Linked DNA regions of Homo sapiens: region 2 is linked to region 1. A link is a contact called in ENCODE Hi-C data. All regions are on one chromosome and are shown on one strand. Each heading gives the region's core, a stretch centred on a gene start or an enhancer-like site at or near the end of the contact. The rest is flanking DNA. Distances are from core to core; before and after follow the strand shown.

Region 1 (6,136 bases), core at 794-3,293:
AGCTACATGCAATTACAGTAGTAGTCAGAGTCACAGTTTGAAAAGATCTAAAAACCAAGAAACACTGAGGCATGAAACAAAGTTTAGTTACTACATTGGCTTTACTTAGCTTTGGAATGAGTCAAAATTACAGTTATAATAACATTTTCAGACAACCTTACTCTAAATATGTCACATCATCTCACTTAAAAAAATGATTTAGCCTGTTTCATGGAACATTGCAAGTACGAATTCCTTGTTCCTGATAACAGCCCTAAAACAATAATAGCGAACAATGTCTCTTATAATATGCCAAACACTGTTATAAATCTTTATCACAATGTGAGGTGAGGTACTGATATTTTCCCCATTTAAATAATAATATGTAATTTAATATTTTAGAAGAGTTTTAGATTAGTACAATTTCTATATATCCCATAGCCAGCCGTCCCTATTATTAATATCTTATGTGAGTATGGTACATTTGTTACAATTTTTTTTTGAGACAGAGTCTCACTCTGTCGCCCAGGCTGGAGTGCCGTCTTGGCTCACTGCAACCTCTGCCTCCTGGATTCAAGTGATTCTCCTGCCTCAGCCTCCCGAGTAGCTGGGATTACAGGCATGTGCCACCACACCTGGCTAATTTTTGTATTTTTAGTAGGGGCGGGGTTTCACCATATTGGCAAGGCTGGTCTCGAACTTCTGACCTCAGGTGATCTGCCTGCCTTGGCCTCCCAGAGTGCTGGGATTACAGGTGAGAGTCACCGCACCTAGCCCATTTGTTACAATTAATAAACAAATATTAATACATTATTATTATCTAAAGTCCATACTTTTTTTCAGACTTCCTTAGTTTTTACCAAATGTCTTTTTTTCTGCTCAAGGCTCCTCTTGAATTCTCCCCATTTTACAGAAGAAAAAGAAAATGACTCAGGTTAAATAACTTGGTCGCAGTCTCATAGGCACTAAGCGGAAAAGTTGGCCTCAAATCCAGGCAGTCTGATGGTAGGCAGGTGGTTAACCTTAATACTAAACTATCGTTACCTTAATAGTGTTATTCAACTTGAATGACTGATTTGTCCAGGCAGCAGAGCAGCAGGGTAGTGTGCACACCTTACCCAGGGGGCTCCGCTGGTAGTCAGGGACTGGCCAGAGTCACATGGGCAGTTTTCAGTACTAGAACTAGAACAACAGCTCCGATTCTCAGAGCGTTGGGTGGCCTAAAACAACATAAATCAATTTTCTGACACACGGTTCAGGGAACCAGAAGCCTGAAAGCAAGCTGTCTGGAGGCTCTGAGGGAGAAGGGGTTCCCTCCCCCTCCCTAGCTTCCGGGGGCTGCCGGCACTTATTGGCATCCCTAGACTCGTAGATGCATCATTTCGATGCCTCGTCTTCACATCTTCTCCTCTGGCGTTCTCCTTCTCTGTGTCTTTTCCTCTTCTTATAAGGACACTTGTCTTCGGATTTAGGACCTACCCAAAAAATCTGGGATTATCTCATCTCAAGATCCTTTACTTAATTACATCTACAAAGACGCTTCTTCAAATAAGATTCCATCCACAGGTTCTGGGAAGGTGAACCTATATTTTGGATGCAGTCGTCATTCAATCCACTACAGGGGCTAGAAGTGCTCAAAGGGTTGTTGTGAGGATAAAATTAAATAGAATTACATGTGGTACTTGCAACAGTAGGCATGTTTTTTAAAATGACAGCCATTTTTATGATTACTCTTTTCTACAATATGAGTCCTCCTGATGCAAAAGTTTCCAAAATGCAATAAATTCGTTCATCCATGCCCAGTTTATACGACTATTATTCATTTTAATAATTGCTTTATATTACAGTTTGTAGTTTCTAAGTTTCTAACACTTGGTCCTGCCAGGAACTTCACAAGGCTGTGTGAATTCAGCCTCTTTTTTCCCTTTTCTTGGTGGCCTAGGTAGTGGTGAGCTGGGGGGCACCTTCGGTCCACACTTTCAGCTAACAACACTTGTCAGAAACACACACTGACATATGATCTTCTCATGAAGCCAGGGTCTTGATGAATGAATCCCTTGTCTGTTGCGGATGTGGGTAGACTTGCCACAGAAAAGCAGCTGGACAGCTTCAGCTGTTGCTCAGCTCTGTGGTCACCCTCTGTGGTTGCTGGGTGCTGCATGCTCCTTTTCTGCTCCAGATCTTTATTGAAGGGACAGAATTCCATCTTGGGGCTGAGCATGGACCCCCACCCACCCCACGGTGCATTACTGCTCCATCCCTTGCCTGGGCTGTGTTCTGCAGTCACGCCTGGCAGTACAGGACTCTGAGCTGGCTTCAGTGAATTCCTTCTGCATTTGTCACAGAGTGTCCAAATGTTAGAGCAGGAAGGGTGAGCCAAGTCCAACCCACTCATTGTCTCTCCATTCCCTTCTTCACACCGTTGTTGAGTAGATGCACTGAGCATCCACTTTAGTAAGGCATGATGCCAGGAGCCACTTATGGTGGCCAGCAAGCACCATGGGCAAGCAGTGGGGCACCCCACACCTCCTGAGGAGCTGTCCGTGTGGTTTCCAGTGAGTGTTGATGGTTTATGTGTTACCTAGAAAAAAACCTTTAATACACCCATTTTAAAGACCTGGGTTTATCTGCTGATAGAACTTGAGGAGTCTTTGATTTTGGAAGGGGGAAAAAATTGCATCTTCATTTGCAGTAAGCCCAGAGTGAAATTAAACATTTTCTTCCGTTACAAATGTAGACAACAAACCACTGTAATATTAGCAGTACTTGGAACTCTCACCAACAGGAATTACACATATTTTTCACATCACTTTACAGTTGTTGCAGATATCTCAAAATGTTGTCAACGCTTAGCACTGTGTCAAAATCACAGTGTTCATTAGCTCTGCCAGTGACCTTTTTATTTAAAGTGTTAATAAAGAGGTACATGTGTTACTATAATGTAAATTTGTTTTTCAATAATTTGATAACCATGTTTCAGTCTAATTGGCTTTCTTTCTAATTGTATGTAGTTTATTTTAGGAATTTTAAAACATTATTTTTTTCTGAAAAGGGATTCATAGCCTGCATTAGACTGCCAGAAAAGCATATGGCACACAGAACAAGTTCCGAACCCTTAAGTAAGGAAAGGACACTAGTCATGTAAGCCAAGGACCCTATTTTTAGACCCTCCAAATCCTGCTGAAAAGCTCTTCCTCCTTTTATCTCTGAAATAATATTGAGACATGTGCTATACAGTTTCAGGTCACATAACTGTTCCTGGATCACCCAACTAAATGTACAGGTTTTCCCTGTGGAAAGTAACAAACATAACCTGGGTTTCCAGAGTAGGGTATAGTACTTGGGAATTACTTGATCAACTTTTACTTCCCTTGATATTAGTTAGGCTGATACTTCCAGATTTTTCTTAACTACAAAGTTAAGAGAGACCCTGGGTTTTGAGAGAGTACAGAAATGAGTCCTGTCAATGACTGGAAGGTTGAAAATTAAAACATCGTAAAGAAAAGTTTAAACAATTTTTATGTACCTAATTAATGCATTGATTTATGCATTTATCTTAAATTCAACTTTTCTTCAGCCCATACTTTTTTACTTTTATTGTAGATATAACACCTTGACCTCTAGACTCAGACCCAGCCCTTGATCTAGTAACTGTAGCCCAGGTACTACAGTTTTAGTACTGAATGACCTAGGCTAGCCCACCACTAAATGACCTGTGGTGAGCCACATTTGCATTTCCATGTGTCAGTCCATGAATGAACATCTTAAATATTAGCTATTGTATATAGTCCTCTCTGGGTGGCCCACACTTCCATTTGGTGAGCAGTGCCATCTTTGTTCAGGCAATAAATTGAATATTGTGTTAAATTAAATACATTTGGTTGATGTGATTATTTCAAGTAATTGGATGGGAAAGATAAAGGTGTGTGAATACTATTTGCAAGAAGAGATGTCATGAACTTGGAAGTCATTAGGTTGAAAGCAGCACACACTTAGCCTCGTGGATGCCCACTGAACGGAAGAGAAGGGTACAATTTTAAAAACCTATAGAAACACACCCCTGAAGCCCAAGTAAAGGGTGGGATGGAATTGGGGGTGTAAAAGCTTTTAACTCTCTGGAACAGACTCTTTATTCCCTTATTCCATGTCCCCTTAGAGCAAACTTTTATACCCTTAACTTCCACACATGCTTCAGAAAACAGCCTGTCTGCTTTTGACAAGCAATTTAAAAAATTCACTCTTCCAACCTCCACCTCCCTAAATGGTAGTCATAATTTTTGTACCCAAAAAATTATTTCCATCACCCCCTAAAACCTGCTCAGCTCCATACCAAGCTTCTTAGCTCATAGGTAGGCGATGAAGTGGTCTTCAACCCACTTTAGCCTTTAAGTGGTCGGACATCTCCCAGCCCTTTCCCTCCACTCACATGTTATGCAACTGGCCAAAACACTCTTTTTATAGGTCAACTGTCTTTGATGAGTTTCCATAACCTACAGAACAAAATCCAAATAACTTAACCTGACATTCAAAGCCTTCCATAACTTTGCATGACTTCCATAACGTGCATGACTCACTCTCCTGTGAAAGCAATACCTCCTGAAAAATAGATTCTTTTCCCATTTCCCAAACAACCCATTTTTTACCAGCATAGAAATACATGCTCCAACCCACCACATCTGGTTAGATTATACTTATCCTTAACATCCTTAACTGCCAAGATCATGTCTAATATCTCTTCAAGTATCTTTGGTTAAAATGCCTGTCCTATGTGAATTTCCAGAGTCCTGAATATGTTATTCAGTTGGGACTTTTTATGAACTATGTTGAAGCTGTGACATATGTTCTTTAACTAAATTGTATTTTAATTTCTGGTTTTTGTTTGTTTGTTTGTTTGTTTGTTTCTCAAGACAGGCTCTTGCTCTGTTGCCCAGGCTGGATTGTGGTGGTGTGATCATAGTTCACCACACCAGGCTGAAGTGATTTTCCCACCTTAGCCTCCCAAGCAGCTGGTACTACAGGTGCGTGCCACCATGCCCAGCTACTTAAAAAAAACATTGGTAGAGATGGGGTCTCTGCCTGTTGACCAGCCTGGTCTTGAACTCTTGGGCTTAAATGGTCTGCCCACCTCAACCTCCCAAAGTGCTGAGATTACAGGTGTAAGCCACCATGCCCAGCCCTATTTTAATTTCTTTGAATTGAGAACTAACACAATTTCAAACACACAGTAGGTATTCAATAAACCCTGGCTTTGTCATTTATTGATTATTTGATCTTGGGCCTGTTACTCGCCTTATCTAACCCTTAGCCTTCTTATTGGTAAAATGATAATAATTGCCACCTTGCAAGGTTGTTGTTATAATTAGAGATAATATAAGTCAAAGGTCTTGTATAAAATATTATTAGGCATCTCTACCCCAAAGTAATATATCATCTAATTGGAGAAATTGATATAAATTAAAAGAGGCAAATTGGTGTAGGGGAAGAATACTAATAAGGAGCAGGAAGACCTAAGACTCATCTCAACTTAGCCTCTCAACAAATGAGTGACTTTCCTGCTCCTTCTTTTTCTAGGTCTTACTTTCCTCATTTCAAATTGGAGGGAGGTGGTGAGTGTGGAATAGAGAATCCCAAGATCTTTTTCCACACAATGATTCTAGAAACAGAAAATAAAAACAAGAGTAGAGATATGTAATTCTGAATTTTGAGGAGTGTAAAGAGAAGACAGTTATTCCAGGAAATTTTTAGGAAGATATGATTTAAGACAACTCTTGAAGAAATTGAAGAACACAAACTGGTTGGAAAAGAGAGAGTGGGTGGTGGGCAGGACCAAAAGAAGCACAGACAAAGGAAGATTAACATCCAGGCAAAATCTTGGAGTAGCTGTGAAAAAACCATCAGACCCCTGGCTAGATGTGGGGAGTTGGGCTAAGATGCAATGGGACAGGAAAGGGAGGACCAGTTGATGTAAACCTCAAGCCCTAGGCCTTAGAATTTAGATTTGAACTGATTGGCAATAGAGAGCTGCTGAAGGTTCTGAACAAGGGAGTAACAGGGTGATAATAGCATTTGGGGAAGTATATTGTGGCAGCTACTCTGCTGTCTATATAAAATGGAGATGCTAGAGGCAGGGACAACCAAAAGGATCTGTGGAAATACT
Region 2 (6,535 bases), core at 1-2,500, 1.9 Mb after region 1:
GACCGCGGGCTGGGGGTGGGGGTGGCGTCTGGAGTGCGCCAGTTGGAGTTCTCTAAGGCGGGTGCCCTTGAACTTGTGCCTTCAGAGCACATTAGCGTTGGTTTCTCTACCCCTGCCCGGGTTCGGGCGTGCGTTCTGTGAGTGGCTCTCCGGGACATTCAAAGCTCGACGCCAGGGTCCTAGCAGAAGCCAGGGTCCGAAAGCTAAGCGAGAGCTCTGGGACGTCCCTTCACCTGTCAGAGGGTGGCCTTGGGGCTTCCGCCTAAGGGGAGTCCCTGGTCCGGTTTCGCCAGCTTTTGGGCCATTTGGGGAGTTTGGCGAAGAGGTCCCCACAGCTCGCCCCGGGGACGTACGTGGCGCGGCACTCACCTTCATCGTCGGCGTCTCCTCGGAAGTGAGCGTTCAGAGAAGGAGCGCAGGCAGAAGTCACCGCGGGCGGCGGAGACGCGCGTCCTGCACCGCTGCTCCGGGCGGTGGAGTCACTCGCCGCTGGCAAGTTTCGGCCCCGAGTTAAACATTAGTGAGCGCCGAGCCCGCTGGGTATAAAGGCGCCGCGGGCAGGCTGCAGGGCAGGCGGCGCGGGAGCAGGCGCGCGTGGCGCGGGGCACTGGCATCCCGGCCGGGGGGAGCCCGCGAGGGCCCCCTGAGGGCGGTGTAGGGCGCTGGGCGGCAGCCGGGGCGCAGAGTGCGGGGCCCGGAGGAGCCGTGGGGGAGGGGAAAGGGCGCGCGGCCTCGGATGCGCAGACCCTGGGCCGGCGACTCGGGGACCCTGCTCCCTCTTAGCTAAAAATGACGTCGGCGTTCAGCTCCTCCAACCTCACGTGGACAGGCGAGGGAACCGAGACCCAGAGAGGGCAGGGGACTTTGGCAAACTCACACAGCCCACCGCAGGCAACTGGAACTGAAACCCAGGACTCCGTCTCTTGCCAGTGAAAGTTATGTTAGGAAGCAGTGAGGGGTCTAAAGCAGTATGAAAGGCAAAGAGAAAAGGTGATTGTTCCCTCTTGAATGGCCCTTGGAAGCTGAGTATCTGGATTCACCCTCCCTAGGGAATTTCCCGATTGTCTTGCAGGCTTACACACTCATCAAGATGACAAAAATAATGACAGTAACACTTATGTGGAACTTGACTTTTTCCCAGGTGCTGCTCTAAGCATTTACTGTGTTTGTTTTACAGGAAGGAAGACTGTACACAGAGAATAAATAACTTGGCCAAGCCATTCAGCTAGGAAGTTGTAGATCCTAAATTAAGAGTTCAAGGTCTTAATGGCTACTCTATGCGGCCTCTCATAGTCTTTTCAAGGGTTTTGGAGAAGAATAAAAGATCAGGTATGGCTTCTCCCTCCCCCAGCTCTCTATTGTTCCCTAAAGGATTATTCATTCGTTCATTCATTCCTACATCCTCCCATTTATTCCAGTCATCCACAGATGTTTGAGTGGTTACAATGTGCCAGCCTCCCTTCTAGGTACTGGAGATAAAGTGGGACAAGAGAGGTGAGGTCTGGACCCTTGGCACTTTCACGATAAAATACACAGGTAAACATTTGCCTTTAGGGCCCCCTGTGATTACTTCCACTCTTGCAGATAAGAGGATAAGGCCTCTTCAGCTTGTTCACAGCAGCTGAAAAGCAAAGCCTCTCTGTCAGTAGAGGTAAAAGATTAAGAATGCAGAGTCCGATGGGGCATTACCACATGATTATGAATTAATGCAATTTTCCATCTTTTATTTCCAATCCAGGCATTGCTTTTGAACTCAGTCATCTTTTCCCCCTTGCCCACTAGTTGCTTGTGATACATCAGTATCCTCACTCACCCCCAACTCCAGAGGCTGAAACTAACTCTCCTCCTCCCTCTTCCAACTGCTGAGGAAGATGAGTCAATGGTGTTACTGGACCCTGTGAACTGATGCTGTGAAGAGAGGCCATTTAACACGGACTACGGGGAATGGTGCCACAGGGGGCTCAGTGCTGCCCTTCACTCTCAGCATTTTGCTCACTCAGCATTGGTAAGCCACATCAGCCTCGGTGAAGGAAGTCTGGAGAGTTAAGCCTGTGCTTCATCTCCATGCCAGCACCATGGCACTCATTGTACATTCAGCAAGCCCCAAGGAAGCTGGCAGGAGGCTGGCTGACATCTACGGGACAGGTCAATTTGTTCTCTGGAGGGCACTCCATGAGACGCAAATATCTTCACACCCTGTGCCCATTTCAAGAGACTCTCTCACATGCCTCCCCCACCTTGACCTCTGTGTCACCAGTCTTTCAATCTTGTTTTTTCCAAATCCTTAAGGTAGCAGCTGGCCAACACATTAGCCACCACTGATGAGTCAGTGTAGATCTTACATTGGGCCATCTCTTTTTTCTTGCAAAATAGAAAAGCAGATGTTCTGCTCAAAGTTCTGTTTGTCAGTAAGATTTCCCTTTCTGCTGTGTTTCAGGACATCCCTGGGAGGGACTCTGATGCAGCAGCCATCTACTTATTGCTAGTGCCAGCTTACTTTGCATAACATTGACTCCTTTCCCTCATCTGTTGCCTAGTTGTAGGAAACTCCTTGTGAAGCTATAGGTGTGCACTGAGGGAGAGACATTGAGTCAATGGGAGCAGGCATCATAGAGTCTAAGTTTTCTGCTAGTCTGAGTTTCTTGTGCCTTGTGGACCTGGTGGGCTTATCTCCTTTATCATATAGATACAATTTTCGCTTAATAATAGCATGCTCCTGCAAATGCCCAATTTTATCATGTGGTAGATTAGGCAACACTCAGTTTATTAGGGTAGCTAGGTTGTGCAGTTACTTGATGTTATGGATTGAATTGTGTCCCTCCAAAAGATATATTAGAATCCCAACCTTTAGGACTTCAGAGTGTGACATTATTTGAATATAGGGTCTTTACAGAGTTAATCAATTTTTTTGAATCTTATATAGCTTTTATTTCAGTGATCAAAAGAATGCAGTAAATGGAATCTACACTAATTAACATTAGGCATGCACCTCTACCTGAAACTGCTGTTAGCTTATGATTGGCCTAAATCTTTATAACTTATTTAGGCACATCATTGAATTTTTTGTACCCTGATATACAGGGTAAGTTAATTTCTTCCTTGTGGCAGTCTAGTAATAAGAATTATGTTCACTGGCTAGATTCCTTTAAAACTAAAGACCTCTAGACTCTCAGGCTGCCTACCTTACCTTGAGACTATACTTAATATGGATATTTAAGCAAATCATCATATAGGAAAGGGAGATCATCAAGAAAACTGAAGTGTACTGTATAAACACTCTTACAGATATTTTTCTCCAGCATTGATAATCAAACACTAGATAAGGATACTAAATTATTCTTCCCCCACTTCTGCCCTTTCTGAAAAACACAAGGATCTCCCTTGAAATCGAAATGACTCCACACAAATGAGAGATTTTTATGTATGTGGTCCCACTATCAAAATAATAGGAAGCAGTTAATGGGGCTTTGAGAAAAGCATAGTCCCGTGTACAGTAATATGCATCTAAATAGAGTTTTCCATTCACCTGTCAATTATTTTCACAAGATTAGCATTAAAAAATACAAGCAAACATATGACCCTTAAGCTTCACACACAAAAAATTGGTCTTTGTTCATTCTCAGATGACAGGATGTCCCAAAAGTAACAAAAGATGGGAGCCAGTCCTCTCATAGCTGTTTCTTCAATCATCCCATCAACAGCTCTTCATTTATTGAACTACCTTCCTTTTCCAAAGAGGTAATGCTGAGATCAGTCAGAAAGGCTTTCTGAGAAAACTGGCTTGGATTTCTGGGTCTGTTGCAGTCAATTCAAGATGAACTGGCTTGTATCAATGAAGCGCTCAATGCAGTTCACAAAACAGGCCTCAGCCCGACTGTCCAACTTTGGCCCAGGCTTGTCCATGCACTTCTCCCAACAAAGTTCAGTCATCTGGTGCACCAGCTGCTGGAAGCGCTGCTTTTGAGTCTCTACCTCAATGAAAATGCTGCAACTGCGGGTCCACTGCACCCAAACCCGCCGCAGAGGAAGAGCAGGAGGAATCCATCCCAGGACAACCATGCTTGCAGAGACGAACTCCGCACCAACCTTCACGTGTCTCCACGACCTAGTTAATCAATTTAAAATGAGGTCACTAGGGTGGGCCCCAATCCAATATGACTGATAACTTTATAAAAAGGAGAGATTTGGATACAGAAAGAGACAGAGTGAAAACCATGTGAAGAAACATAGGAAAAGATGGCAGCTACAAGCCAAGGAGAAGCTTGCAGTGTGTATTCATCTGTTCTCATGCTGTTAATAAAGACATACCTGAGACTGGGTAATTTATAAAGGAAAGAAACTTAATTGACTCACACTTCCACATGCTGGGGATGCCTCACAATCACGCCTGAAGGCGAATGAGGAGTAAAGTCATGTCTTACATGGTGGCAGGCAAGAGAGCTTGTGTAGGGGAACTCCCCTTTATAAAATCATCAGATCTTGTGAGACTTATTCACTATCACAAGTACAGCACAGGAAAGACCTACCCCCATGATTCAATTACCTCCCACTAGGTCCCTCCCACAATACATGGGAATCATGGGAGCTATAATTCAAGATGAGATTTGGGTGGGGACACAGCCAAACCATATCATTCCATCCCTGGTCCCTCCCAAATCTCATGTCCTCACACTTCAAAACCAATCATGCCATGCTAACAGTCCCCCAAGTCTTAACTCATTTCAGCATTGACTCAAAAGTCCACAGTCCAAAGTTTCATCTGAGACAAAGCAAGTCCCTTCTGCCTACGACTCTGTAAAATCACTAGCAAGTTAGTTACTTCCTAGATATAATGGGGTTATAGGTGTTGGGTAAATACAACCATTCCAAATGGGAGAAATTGGCCAAAATGAAGGGGCTACAGGTGCCATGCAAATCTGAAATCCAGCAGGTCAGTCAAATCTTAAAGCTCCAAAATTATCTCCTTTGACTCCATGTCTCACATCCAAGTCATGCTAATGCAAGAGGTGGGTTGCCATGGTCTTGGGCAGCTCTGCCCCTGTAGTTTTGCAGGGTTCAGGCCCCCTCCTGGCTGCTTTCACAGGCTGGCGTTGAGTATATGTGGCTTTTCCAGTTACACGGAACAAGCTGTCCCTGGATCTACCATTCTGGGGGCTGGAGGATGGTGGCCCTCTTCTCACAGCTCCACTAGGCAGTGCCCCAGTGGAGACTCTGTGTGGGGGCTCATATCCCACATTTCCCTTCTGCACTGCCCTAGTAGAGGTTCTCCATGATGGTTCTGCTCCTATAGTACACCTCTGCTTGGGCATCTGGGAGTTTCCATTCATCCTCTGAAATCTAGGCATAGGTTCCCAAACCTCAATTCTTGATTTCTGTGCACCCACATGCCCAACACCACATGTAAGCTGCCAAGGCATGGGGCTTGCTTCTCTGAAGCAATGGCTTGAGCTCTACATTGGCCCCTTTTAGCCACAGCTGGGACACAGGGCACCAAGTCCTGAGACTGCACAAAGAAGCAAGGCCCTTGGCCTAGCCCATGAAACCATTTTTGCCTCCTAGGCCTCCTGGCTTGTGATGGAAGGGGCTGCGTGAAGTCCTCTGACTTGCCGTGGAGACATTTTCCCCATTGTTTGGTGATTAACATTTGGCTCCTCATTTCTGCAGCCAGCTTGAATTTTTCAGAAAATGGGGTTTTCATTTTAATTGCATCATCAGGCTGCAGATTTTCCAAACTTTTATGCTCTGCTTCCCTTTTAAACATAAGTTCCAATTCCAAACCATATATTTGTGAATGCATAAAACTGAATGCTTTTAACAGTACCCAAGTCACCTCTTGAATGCTTTGCTGCTTAGAAATTTTTGCCAGATACCCTAAAGAATCTCTCTCAAGTTCAAAGTTCCACAAATCTCTAGGGCAGGGGCAAACTGCCACCAGTCTCTTTGCTAAAACATGGCAAGAGTCACCACTGCTCCAGTTCTTAACAAGTTCCTCATCTGCATGAGACCACCTCAGCCTGGACTTTATTGTCCATATCACTTTGCCTGTTACCAGGTTCCAAAGTCTCTTCCACATTTTTGGGTATCTTTACAGTAGCACCCCACTCCTGGTACCAGGTTACTGTATTAGTCTGTTCTCACGTTGCTAATAAAGACATACCCAAGACTGGATAATTTATAAAGGAAAGAGGCTTAATTGACTCACAGTTCCACATGTCTGGGGAGGCCTCACAATCGTGGCTGAAGACAAATGAGGAGCAAAGTCACATTTTCCATGGTGGCAGGCAAGAGAGCTTGTGTAGGAGAACTCCCCTTTATAAAACCATCAGATCTCATGAGACTTATTCACCATCATGAGAACAGCATGGGAAAGACCTGTACCCCATGATTCAATTACCTCCTACTGGGTCACTCTCACACCATATGGGAATTATGGGAGCTATAATTCAAGATGAGATTTGGGTGAGGACACAGCCAAACCATATTACAGTGGATCTTTCTTTGTCTCATAGTCCTCAGGAGGAACCAATCCTGTGAT

The links. Hi-C counts contacts between places; a loop is a spot of excess contacts on that map. Pooled maps may share reads with other maps.
Region 2: a map with no recorded cell type shows a loop between it and region 1 (2.4-fold over the local background). The contact joins the promoter of DPP4-DT here to the enhancer-like site in region 1. A Hi-C loop is called at or near these places in 3 of 37 single-sample maps with no recorded cell type and 2 of 50 pooled maps.

What each region holds. Positions count from the first base shown.
Region 1 is chr2:160,212,473-160,218,608 of GRCh38, forward strand. No RefSeq gene overlaps it. Among named protein-coding and RNA genes, the nearest start is that of ITGB6, 15 kb to the left of the region's middle. Within about 2 kb of position 2,044, at least 7 of the 41 ENCODE cell types and tissues checked have a DNase peak (open chromatin) inside an H3K27ac peak, as active enhancers do.
Region 2 is chr2:162,073,607-162,080,141 of GRCh38, forward strand. It overlaps DPP4-DT (DPP4 divergent transcript), which reads left to right and starts at 1,251. Exons shown (of 3, transcript NR_147697.1): 1 at 1,251-1,329; 2 at 1,872-2,005; 3 at 3,624-4,326. DPP4 (dipeptidyl peptidase 4) reads right to left here and starts at 609. Exons shown (of 26, transcript NM_001935.4): 1 at 370-609. The coding sequence starts at 375. It also overlaps the pseudogene TIMM8AP1. RefSeq lists enhancers at 128-327, 762-1,459, a silencer at 478-737 and a promoter at 1,014-2,790.